2 separate regions of the Homo sapiens genome follow, and region 1 is linked to region 2. Evidence: read pairs that join two places in POLR2A ChIA-PET (ENCODE). Cell type or tissue: IMR-90. All regions are shown on one strand. Each heading gives the region's core, and the rest is flanking DNA. Links, peaks and the distances in the headings are about the cores only.

Region 1 (4,000 bases), core at 1-4,000, 760 kb before region 2:
GAAGACCTTGGCATGGTTTGCTGGCAGCCATACCAATGACAGCAAGACGGTAATTTTGTGGAAGGAACTGACTCTGTAACAGAAGAGCACACACATTGTTTAGTCCAAAAGGGAGCAGGTGGGAGCAGAGCACCCCAGGAAGTCTGTCTCCTTAATGGCAGGGAGTCGAGCTCCATAGTTGATAGACGCTGGTCAAGAGGCAGAAACAGGCAAAGGCAGGAAAGACGCACATGCATAGGCTAAAATCTCGCTAGGGTGTGCTGAGTGTGGGTGCGTGGCATTCTCGGAAAACAAAAGCAATACATATCTCCTCATCCCTTTTCCTTATTTGTGAGAAATCCTTACTCTGAGGAAGCAAATAGTGATGAGTTAATACTGGAAAACCGGGCAGCACACTTGGCAAATTATTATCACTTCCTTTGGTGTTCATGGTAATAACATTAATCATTAGAAATTCCTGCAGCGTGACATTATTTCCTCCTCTTTGATCTCAGAAGGAAATCTCAAGCAAACTGTCATTTGCCAAACGGACCAGTGAAGAGATTTTTTTTTTCTCTTCGTGGTTGTAAGTGATTTTAAAATGAAGACCCATTGTCAAATCTATGAAGAAAAAGTGAGGCATAGTCCAGGTTTGACTGGACTGGATTAAACCTAGATTCATGCCCTAATATTAGCGAAAGCAAACCATCATTCACATTTAGGTGTCAGTTCTGTCAAACAACAGTATATTGCACACAAATAACTTAGAATGTCTTTCAGCAGCTGACACATACAATCTTTCTTTTGTTTAACCATGGTTATAACTTTGTTTAAGTGCTCATTGCATTATTTTCCATATTATATTTACTATTAAGTCCAACAATATTCCTCTTTTTTCACTCCATATAATGTGCTCATAATAATAGGAGACAAAGCTGGAGGCATTAAAACTAGTTCACAGTGTTAGACAGTTTAAAGAATGCTAGTTTGAGAGTTAAAGACTAAAGCAGGAACTTGTAAAGTGACAGTTCCATGTCATGGTCTGTTTATTCAAATTAGCTCAATTTTAAGCATAGAGAATGTTGAGGTTTAAACTATCTTATTCTTTCAAAAGTGAATGCCTTTATCTTTCTTACACAGACTTCATAAATTTCATGATACCTTCACATAGAAAATACTTAGCCCAGTTTGATTATTGTTACTTTTCTTTAACAGCCGACTGCTACTGGGTCCTATAAATGCAGAGTGAAATGTTCTTATTATCATCTGGCTGTAATGTTGACTAAAGCACTTACATTTATATCATCTTCTGTGTTGATAGCACCTGTTGTCATTGTCAACAGAGAGGTATATATTGTTTACATTGATTTGGATTTTGTTTCTTTGTTTTTCATTTGTTAAGTAGCAAATCACTGACCGTTATGTTGCTTGGACACCCGCTTTTTTTTTATTTTTAGTGTCAAAGGATTTGGCTTTAGTTTTCAGACTTTACTCTGCTTCAATAAAGCATTTAATGACTATGTAAAATATGGACTAAAATATTGTACATTCATGGAGGTTTAACCACTGGATATTTATGCCTGTATTACCCTGATACAAATATTCAGCTGTATCTGAATAGTTAAAATGTCTTTTAGAATACCACGTGGGTTAGACAGAAGTTCACTATCAATAATTTAGAATATATGTAATCTTACATGCTGCCAAGAAGGAAGTAAAAATAAGTACATAATCTTTGAGAGGTCAGGATTCATTTTTTCTGTCGTGTATTCATTCATTAAAATGATCGAATATTCAATGTTACTCTCAGTATTGAAATTGGGAGCAAATGTAGTCCTTGCTTTCATGGAGCTTATAGTCTCTGGAGGTGATAGACTTTAACTAATTAATAACACTCAGATAATACAAATATGGCTTGTCCTGTGAAGAAAAACTCGAGGGAGTAGTGAGAGTGCAATGGAGTAGATTGAAGGCAGCAAAACTCTTCTGTGAAGAGGAGCAGTTTAGGTGGGAGCTGATGATGAGATCGCCATGATTAAATGGATTAGGCTTATGTTGATCCACAGCAAGAGAAACAGTGTTCCAGGCCAAGGAGCAAATCCTCACATGCACTGCGAGGAAGAGGAACACAAAGACATGGCTGGAGAGTGGGGATACTGATAGAAACATCGACTCTGACTTTAGTTTTTAGAACAGTTTTAGGTTCATAAAAAAATTAGGAAGATGGTACAGATAGTTCCCATACACCCAAGCCAGTTCCCACTATCATTAACAGCTTATATTAGCATGGTACCTTTGCATAATTAATGAACTAATATTATAAATATCTTATGAACTGAAGCCCATAGCTTATTCAGACTTCCTTAGGTTTTTTTTGTTTTTAACTTAGTCGCACTCAGTTCCCCAGGCTGGAGTGCAGTGGCATGATCTTGGCTCACTGCAACCTCCACCTCCCAGGTTCAAGAGATTCTCCTGCCTCAGCCTCCTGAGTAACTGGGATTACAGGCATGCACCACTACACCTGGCTAATTTTTGTATTTTTAGCAGAGAAGGGGTTTCACCATGTTGGCCAGGCTGGTCTCGAACTCCTGACCTCAGGTGATCCACCAGCCTTGGCCTCCCACAGTGCTGGGATTACAGGAGTGAGCCACTGTGCCTGGCCCAGACTTCCTTAGTTTCTACCCAACATCAGCTTTAGGTTCCGGAATCCTATGGGACACCATGTTACATTTAGTGGCCGTGACTCCTCAGGCTCCTCTTGGCTGTCATAGTTTCTCAGACTTCCTGTGTTTTTGATGACCCCAACAATTTTGAGAAGTCCTCTTTTGTAGGTTGCCCTCTGTTGGAAATTTTCTGACTTTTTTTCCCCTCATGATTAGACTAGATTTGTGTCTTTTGTAGAGGAAAATCACAAAGCTAAGCCGCCATTTTCATTGCATCATATCGTGGGCAAGCACTGTCAGCATGATTTGTGACTGTTGGTTCTGACTTCGACTTGAATCACCTGGCTGAGGTCGTGTTTTCTTCCCTGTAAAGTGGCTCCTCCGCTGCCTCGCCCTGCACTTTCCAGAATCTACCCCTTGGAAGGGAGTCTGTATGTGTAGCTCACACTTAGGGATTAGGAGTTATGCTCCAATCCCTCAAGGCTGGAGTAGCTTCCTTAAAGGCAAAACAGTGGCATAAGTTATTAGAAATGATTTGGCAGGGGATTTGATTTGACTCCCCGATTTATTCATTTATTCAATCATTCTTTATATCAGTGTAGACTCGTGGATTTTTTTTTTTTTTTTTGAGACAGGGTCTTGCTCTGTTGCCAGGCTGTAGTGCAGTGGTGCTATCTGGGCTCACTGCAACTTCTGTCTCTTGGGTTCAAGCGATTCTCCTGCCTCAGCCTCCTGAGTAGCTGGGATTACAGGCACGCGCCGCCACGCCCAGCTTATTTTTGTATTTTAGTAGAAATGGGGTTTCACCATGTTGGCCAAGATGGTGTCGATCTCCTGACCTTGTAATCCACCCATCTTGGCCTTCCAAAGTGGTGGGATTACAGGTGTGAGCCACTGCACCAGGCCATGGATATTTCTTTTATAGTTTGGATTATAATCCAACACGACTTATTTTGTGGCTCAAATCGTTCCAGCTTTGGCCATTGGGAGCGCTTTCAGTTGGCTTTGTGCCCCCTTCACACACCCTCATGATGTGAGGTTTTCTGTGGGGAGGAGGGTGCACGCCCTGCTTTCTGTGACTACTGGATGCTCCAGGCTCATCCTGTATACACCTGGCCTTGGTGTTAGTATCAGCCCTCTCTACAAGAAGACTTGGTTTGTTTTATTGGAGGAGGTAGTCAATGCAAGATCTAGGTGTGTTCATTGATACGAGGGTGCCATTTGTTTTAGATCTTCTCAGCTGATAGAGCAAAGAAATAGATGTGTGTATCCTAACGCATGTATATACATACATCTATAAATATTTCCATAGGTGGCCATCTGTATCTATATTAAGCTAAATGTGAGCTTATACTGAT
Region 2 (8,182 bases), core at 2,263-6,262:
TTTGTGTGCAAAAAAAAAAAAAAGTGGAAAAACTACACATACATATTTTAAAGTTTCTGGTCTTCCAGAAACCATCGTAGTCACTTTGGGCCAGGGGTCTGCAGTAGAGGCACTATGATCACTCTGGTCCGGATAATGCTTTGCTGTGGGAGATTGTCCTGTGCGTGGTGGGCTATTCTGCAGCAACCCTGGGCCATTCACTAGATGCAGTAGCGGCGGTTCCCCACAGATGACCAGATATCTCCAGACATTGCCAAACATCCCCTAGGAGGCAAAATCCTCCCCAGTTGAGAACTGCTGCTCTGGGGAATGAGGCTGGAAGAGGAATTTTACTTTTCATCTCTCTTCCTCTGTCTCATTCGATTTATTCTCGTTTCTTTGTTTGATTTTACCATGAACATGTACTACTTCTATAAGGAAAAAAATTCTTTTTCTGAAAAAAGTTGGAGGGGGGAGTTTACAGATCCACCTCCAAACTCATATATAACTTGGACAAAATGAACTGATCACCATAAAAATACTCCATAAAGCTGTGTTACCATTTTGATTTATTTAGTAGTTTCATGTGGTACATTTACTCCACAGACCCTAAGGCTCTGTAAAAAACACACATTTCATGCAAAAATCACAAGCATTCTTATACACCAATAACAGACAAACAGACAGCCAAATCATGAGTGAACTCCCATTCACAATTGCTTCAAAGAGAATAAAATACCTAGGAATCCAACTTACAAGGGACGTGAAGGACCTCTTCAAGTAGAACTACAAACCACTGCTCGATAAAATAAAAGAGGATACAAACAGATGGAAGAACATTCCATGCTCATGGGTAAGAAGAATCAATATCATGAAAATGGCCATACTGCCCAAGGTAATTTATAGATTCAATGCCATCCCCATCAAGCTACCAATGACTTTCTTCACAGAATTGGAAAATACTACTTTAAAGTTCATATGGAACCAAAAAAGAGCCCGCATTGCCAAGTCAATCCTAAGCCAAAAGAACAAAGCTGGAGGCATCATGCTACCTGACTTCAAACTATACTACAAGGCTACAGTAACCAAAACAGCATGGTACTGGTACCAAAACAGAGATATAGACCAATGGAACAGAACAGAGCCCTCAGAAATAATGCCACATATCTACAACCATCTGATCTTTGACAAACCTGACAAAAACAAGCAATGGGGAAAGAATTCCCTATTTAATAAATGGTGCTGGGAAAACTGGCTAGCCATATGTAGAAAGCTGAAACTGGATCCCTTCCTTAAACCTTATACAAAAATTAATTCAAGTTGGATTAAAGACTTACATGTTAGACTTAAAACCATAAAAACCCTAGAAAAAAACCTAGGCAATACCATTCAGGACATAGGCATGGGCAAGGACTTCATGTCTAAAACACCAAAAGCAATGGCAACAAAAGCCAAAATTGACAAATCGGATCTAATTAAACCAAAGAGCTTCTGCACAGCAAAAGAAACTACCATCAGAGTGAACAAGCAACCTACAGAATGGGAGAAAATTTTTGCAATCTACTCAGACAAAGGGCTAATATCCAGAATCTACAATGAACTCAAACAAATTTACAAGAAAAAAACAAACAACCCCATCAACAAGTAGGTGAAGGATATGAACAGACACTTCTCAAAAGAAGACATTTATGCAGCCAAAAAACACATGAAAAAATGCTCATCATCACTGGCCATCAGAGAAATGCAAATCAAAACCACAATGAGATACCATCTCACACCAGTTAGAATGGCGATCATTAAAAAGTCAGGAAACAACAGGTGCTGGAGAGGATGTGGAGAAATAGGAACACTTTTACACTGTTGGTGGGACTGTAAACTAGTTCAACCATTGTGGAAGTCAGTGTGGCGATTCCTCAGGGATCTAGAACTAGAAATACCATTTGACCCAGCCATCCCATTACTGGGTATATACCCAAAGGATTATAAATCATGCTGCTATAAAGACACATGCACACGTATTTTTATTGTGGCACTATTCACAATAGCAAAGACTTGGAACCAACCCAAATGTCCAACAATGATAGACTGGATTAAGAAAATTTGGCACATATACACCATGGAATACTATGCAGCTATAAAAAATGATGAGTTTATGTCCTTTGTAGGGACATGGATGAAGCTGGAAACCATCATCCTCAGCAAACTATCACAAGAACAAGGAACCAAACACTGCATGTTCTCACTCATAGGTGGGAATTGAACAATGAGAACACATGGACACAGGAAGGGGAACATCACACACCGGGGCCTGTTGTGGGGTGGGGGGAGGGGGGAGGGATAGCATTAGGAGATATACCTAATGTAAATGGCGAGTTAATGGGTGCAGCACACAACATGGCACATGTATACATATGTAACAAACCTGCACGTTGTGCACATGTACCCTAGAACTTAAAGTATATAAAAAAAAGAAAAATTTCAGAAAACACATTTCTAAAATTTTTATCGCCAAAGAATGACTGCAGCAAAACCGGTGGGGAAAGGGACAGCCAAATCAGGCTATTTAATGCATGCGACAAGCATTCACTTCCGGGGTGAAGAATTCCTTTCCGGCCTACAGACCCCGCCCTCACAAAACTGCGGGCAAGTGAAGCGTGCTTCAGCCTCTTCCTCCCCGCGCCTGTCAGTTCACTCTCACTCGCTCATTCACTGCAGCATGAGCATGCCGAGGACCGTGCCAGATCCTGGGTTCCTCGGGGCAGTGAGGGGCCGGATTAATCTATGCCTCCGTCCTTACCCGTGACCTGTGCACTTGAACATCCTATTCCAAGACAGAAAAGTACTCACGGGGTAGCTCCAGGGACCAGCAGCTCCGGCAGGGACCCCCAGGGAACAGGGCTGCCTGCCAACTGGGACCCCAAAGGCTGCTGGTGAGCCCAGGGCAAGGCCGCTGCACCTGCGCCAGGGATGCTTGAAATCCACCGAAAGGGGACAGCCACGTGCTTCCCCTCAGGGATGGAGAGCCTGAGTTGGGTGTGGACCTCAACACTTCCTGAAAGTGAAAACTGAAAGTGTTTGGACAAACTGAGGAGAAAGTGAGCAACACACCAAAAAGAGCGGTGATGGGGAGGGGAGAAAGAAGGGAGGAGAGAAGGAGTCGGGGGAGGAAGGGAGAAGAGGGAGGGAGGAGGAGGGGGAGAAGGAGAGGGAGGGAGAGGAGCGGGAGGGGGAAGAAGGGGGAAAGAAGAGGAGGGAGAGGGAGGAGAAGGAGGGGAAGGGGGGAGGGAGAAGGAGGAGAGAAGGAGAGGGAGTGGGGAGGAGAAGGAGGCGGGAGGAAGGCGAGGGGTGGGAGATGGAAAGTGGAGAGGACTGGGGAGGGGAGAAGGAGGCAGAGTGGGAGGGGAGAACTTTCAATAAAGTTGCACAAGCTCATTGAAGGAGGAGAAGGAGGGGGAGGGAGGAGGATGGGGAGGGAGATGGAGCGGGGTCGAGAGACAGCAGTAGGAGAGAAAGCAGTCCAGAAGGAAGGGTCCTGGGGAAATGGGCATCACAGTGTCTCCTGGCAGGAGGGTGGTGGGTAAGGAATTTCGACAGTGGACTTGGATAGATTGGGAAGGGCCTCAAGGTAAAGGGTGTTTTCCTACATCCCGGAACAAGTAGTGAGTTGTAAGGACAGGGTTGATAAACTCCCACTCAGGAAAGTTAGAGACATGAAGAAGTAGGTTCCACTGTTTAAAAAAAAAAAAAAAAAGTCGTATATGTCTTATTCAAGTCACCCTATTTTAATTTCATAGTCATCCATTATTCCGTCTCTGCTTTCCTCAGCCTTCAGCCAAGCGGTGACTCTCCCTCTCCCAGTTCCGTGGGTGGCTGGGGTCATGGGGGTGTTCTGTGGCTTCCCTCCCTCTCTCCCACCTCTCTGTTTTTCAGAGTGTGGCCCTCTTTACCCCACTCCGTAAAAGACACTGTCATACATGAACGCCGTCTGTGTGTGGCCCTGGAGCCCCTCCAGCCAGATACTAACAGCCACAGCCAGAAAAGGCAAAACATGGATTATAAACTTCAGTGTTAATGTTAGGACTAGCAGTGGCCATGGTGCTTACGCTATTTCTTCTGAAACAGGAACAGAAAGAATAAATGTTCTGGGTTTTTATGAAATGAGTCATCATTGGCAAAAAATTTCTGATCGTTGTATTGCAAGTCATTTGTATTAACTTCTGAAAATATCTGTTTTCTTAATACGTGAAAAAGCATAAAATCAAGAATTTGCCATTTAAAAAATAGACAATACTTTCCGCCCCCCCTTTAAATCCTATTTATGGCAACATTTAAATGACTTACCACAAATTGAAGTGTTAAGAATTATGAAAGAGCCAACTGGAGGCTCCCTTATATCACTGCTCCTATTCTGAAAGAAATGGAGCTCTTTCAGCCATTTTCAGTATTTCCAAGAGTTAAACAGAAATCATAAGTTCACTTTCAATAAAGTTGCACAAGCTAATTGAAATGTCAAGCATTGATTCTGCCTGGGATTGTATTAATGTAATGTGGCAACACCGCTTATCTCTTGCAGATCAAGATTTCTGTTAGAGAGAAAAGAGAAGAGAAGGGAAAAAGGAAGAAGAGAGGGAGAGAAAGAGAAAAGGAGCAAGATTTAGCTCTAGACTTGAGCCAATCTGTTACATTAAGCAATTTTAATCTCAGTAGGTCTGTTTTCTCATCTGTAATTTGGGCACAATCCTGACTTCATGGTGCTCCAGTGAGCTTTGGGAATAATCCATGTTAGCACTCATAGCGTGGAATCACCAACATTTTTTGAGTGCTTACTATGTCCTAGGCCCTGTTCTAGGTGCTTTTCATGGATTCATTAAAAAAATCATGAATTTGGCACACGTATTATCCTCCTCTTAGAATGAGGAAATTGAGATACAGAGCAGTTTGTAAGAACTTATGTGTAAGTCCACACAGCTAATGAACTGGGGTTCTAACCAAGGTAATCCGGTTAAGAGCCCATGCTCTTTGCTGCAAATCCATGTCCTTAACCACACTGTACTGTTACCTTAATAGGAGAAATATGAAGCTATTGTGTGATCAATTCTGTCAGTACTATTATTCCATGTCACTTTTATTAAAAATGAGAAAAAGAAATTGCTATCAAATAAATATATCATGTTTAGTAGACAAAACTTTTCAAATCTCAGGATCTGTGGTGGTAAAATGGTTGGTAATCATTGCACTGTAATGGGGAATTTGACATTTTATAGTCAGTCATTAATTTAGCTACTAGGATGACTCTGATATAAATGGACTTCCTATCATTCATTCATTTTTTCAATCATTCATTCATTCACCAACTACATGTCAAGCACTGCACTATATGCTGTTATGTGAACAGATCGCTATGTCATCAAGTCAAATACAGTGTTATTCTGAAACCACAATGTACTTGTAATTTATGTTTTAATACTCGTTAAATAACAAAACATAGATTCCTAAGTGTATGCTCTGAAATCACAAATCCTGCATTTGATGTACTTTTCCATTTGGTTTGTGTTACTAATTTTTAATTTACTTACGTGCCATTACACAAAAAAAATGTATTTTCGCAAACACACAAAAGGTCTCATGCTACCTCTGAGAAGATTTAATGAATTAATGTATTGCAAACGAATTAATGTAATACAAATAAATAAGAAAAAATTATCCCCAAATAATCCTTACATACAATGGATTTTAAAACAAAAAATACATAAGGCATAGGTCCTAATACACAGTTCTTATAAATCAACTTGGAAATTTTTTTTTTAAGTAAAAAATTTCTAACTACAACCAATTAGAATGCAATTAGCTGCAGTGGATAGCACATTTCCAATTGTCCAACAGTAAGTTATTCGGTTGACAGGTTAACCATGCTCCTTGTGCCGCCATTTTCTCATTTTCTGCTTCCCTGAATCTCTTCCTTTAGCCTAGTGCCTTTCATGAATGTGTAAAGATAAGAGCCTGCAAGAACAGAGTTTTGAGGTGGAACTCGTTGAGACACTTTGGCTCCTCGTTAGCAGTTCTTACAGGAAATAGCCCAGTGAGTTACTTGAGGTTTCACATGCCAGAGTGAAGCCTCCTTTCAGTAGTTAGGCTGCCTCTGTATGACATCTTTACAGCTTGAAAATGCACATATACACCATGGAATACTATGCAGCCATAAAAAATGATGAGTTCATGTCCTTTGTAGGGACATGGATGAAATTGGAAATCATCATTCTCAGTAAACTACCACAGGGACAAAAAACCAAACACCGCATGTTCTCACTCATAGGTGGGAATTGAACAATGAGAACACATGGACACAGGAAGGGGAACATCACACTCTGGGGACTGTTGTGGGGTTGGGGGAGCGGGGAGGTATAGCATTAGGAGATATACCTAATGCTAAATGACGAGTTAATGGGTGCAGCACACCAGCATGGCACATGTATACATATGTAACAAACCTGCACGTTGTGCACATGTACCCTAAAACTTAAAGTATAATAATAATAATAATAATAATAATAATAATAAAAGAAAATGAATTCCTACCTCCATACTTAACAGATCATGAACCTGGAGCCCAGGCAAGGTAGGTGAGTTGCTCAAGGTCATTCAGTGAGAGAACACCACGGTCAAGGTGAGAACCTAGGCTTTGCTCTAATGCCCCAACCTGTTCTTTCCCCCTCCTTTATAATATTTATGCAGACACATCTTCCCAGGACATTTTATTTCTTCAGTATTTCATTGTAGTGAGGAATTGAGTGACTTCACATCAATTAGCATTATTAGCAAACAAGAACGCTAATAATTACAATAAAATTCATTTATTTGAACAACAGTTTTGATTTTTTTTTCCATTGATGGGGTAAACCAGTGTTTATCAATTATTTGCATATAAAATCCTTCCAATTGCTTTAGCAAATAATGGCTGTCTAACACAATGGATAGCAAAAGTTCACTTTTTCCAAGAGCATTTAGTATAGAGCAAATGACTTGAATCTTTTTGGAAGGAGACATAAAATAGGAAAAGAAAGGTAGAAAAGAAAAAAGAGGGAGGAAGAGAAAAGAGAGGGAGGAAGAGAAAGAGGAGGTGCTAATTTTATCATAAGGATTCAGTTCTTCAAGGAAATAATATTTGAATTCACTGGAAATGATTTTTATCATAGATTCTTAGTGTTTGTCAGGAAACTTAATAATATGCAACCATAATCTCCATTTACATTTATCTAAAATGTGTTCTTTAATAGATTACAAAGGCAAACTCTCTAAACTGATACACTTATAAACTATTATTTATATGAGATCATCAGCCTCAGAACAAAATTAGTTTCCCAAAGTTTGACCATTAATTTATCTCTGCTTTAGGGAGCATAGTGTAAATAATTCGATATTTTTAAATTGCCTGCAAAATTCTAGGAAGATAAATGATTAAGATAATTTAATGTAATTTATGTTTAGAATTATACAATCAAATATATCCTACATTCATATATTATCTAGGGATCTGGTGGTAATACTTTTCTAACACATTTTGTTCCATTCATCCTTGGCCTACTTTTATTTGTTCATTTTAAAAGTTTGATCATTCACTTAACTTTGATCTATAATTTCTCTAAATTTTATACATACAAAATCTCTAAACGTCTTCAGTTGCCAGTGTAACAAACATTTATTCAAACATTGTACCTCTAAGAATTAAAAGCAGCTAATTCTTTTTATATATGTTAAAAGTATGAATAAAATTTGGAACAAAAGATACGCTTCATTTCTTATACATAATGGTAAATTAATTGTATTTTCAAAAATAAAATTTTTAATATCCAATAAAGAAGCCAAAGAACTTTTAGTGCATTTAAATAAACTTTTTTCTGATAAATATTTTTTGTACAGTTGCTTTTAAAGGTGCACAATTTGGTTTGTTATGCAAATTTTGTTTTTCCTGAGCTATTCAGATACTTTAAAATATGCATATAAGCTAGCTAGTCATTTTGAATAAAAAGAAAAATAAATGGAGAAATGATTATAACACTGTGAGTATTTATGCCTTTTAAAAATAGAATAAATGCCTAAATATTTGAATTTAGTCTCTGTTGACATAATTTCAAAGACTGGTATTTAAGTAGTTTATTAAGTTATATTTCTGGGGACATTCATAGTACAAATTCAGTGATCATTG

Evidence for each region. ChIA-PET counts read pairs that join two places held together with the same protein. Peaks named below come from ENCODE experiments on the same cell type or tissue, not always from the same donor. Only the 100,000 strongest peaks of a DNase experiment are listed, where the experiment ranks them.
Region 1: POLR2A ChIA-PET joins it to region 2 with 5 read pairs; 2 of 35 experiments call an interaction of 5 or more read pairs at or near these places.

The regions. Positions count from the first base shown.
Region 1 is chr4:187,598,878-187,602,877 of GRCh38, reverse strand. The region is part of intron 2 of LINC02492 (long intergenic non-protein coding RNA 2492); the gene reads left to right. The region is part of intron 1 of LOC105377604 (a long non-coding RNA gene); the gene reads left to right. Among named protein-coding and RNA genes, the nearest start is that of LINC02492, 72 kb to the left of the region's middle. RefSeq lists an enhancer at 1-844. In IMR-90, for the core only: no CTCF peak of the experiment used is centred there; no DNase peak of the experiment used is centred there; H3K27ac peaks cover 256 bases.
Region 2 is chr4:186,835,634-186,843,815 of GRCh38, reverse strand. It overlaps LOC124900877 (a long non-coding RNA gene), which reads left to right and starts at 2,998. Exons shown (of 2, transcript XR_007058506.1): 1 at 2,998-3,074; 2 at 4,553-5,420. It overlaps LOC102723906 (a long non-coding RNA gene), which reads right to left and starts at 3,154. Exons shown (of 5, transcript XR_939594.3): 1 at 2,827-3,154. In IMR-90, for the core only: no CTCF peak of the experiment used is centred there; DNase peaks (open chromatin) are centred at 3,355 and 4,105; H3K4me3 peaks cover 337 bases; H3K27ac peaks cover 1,904 bases.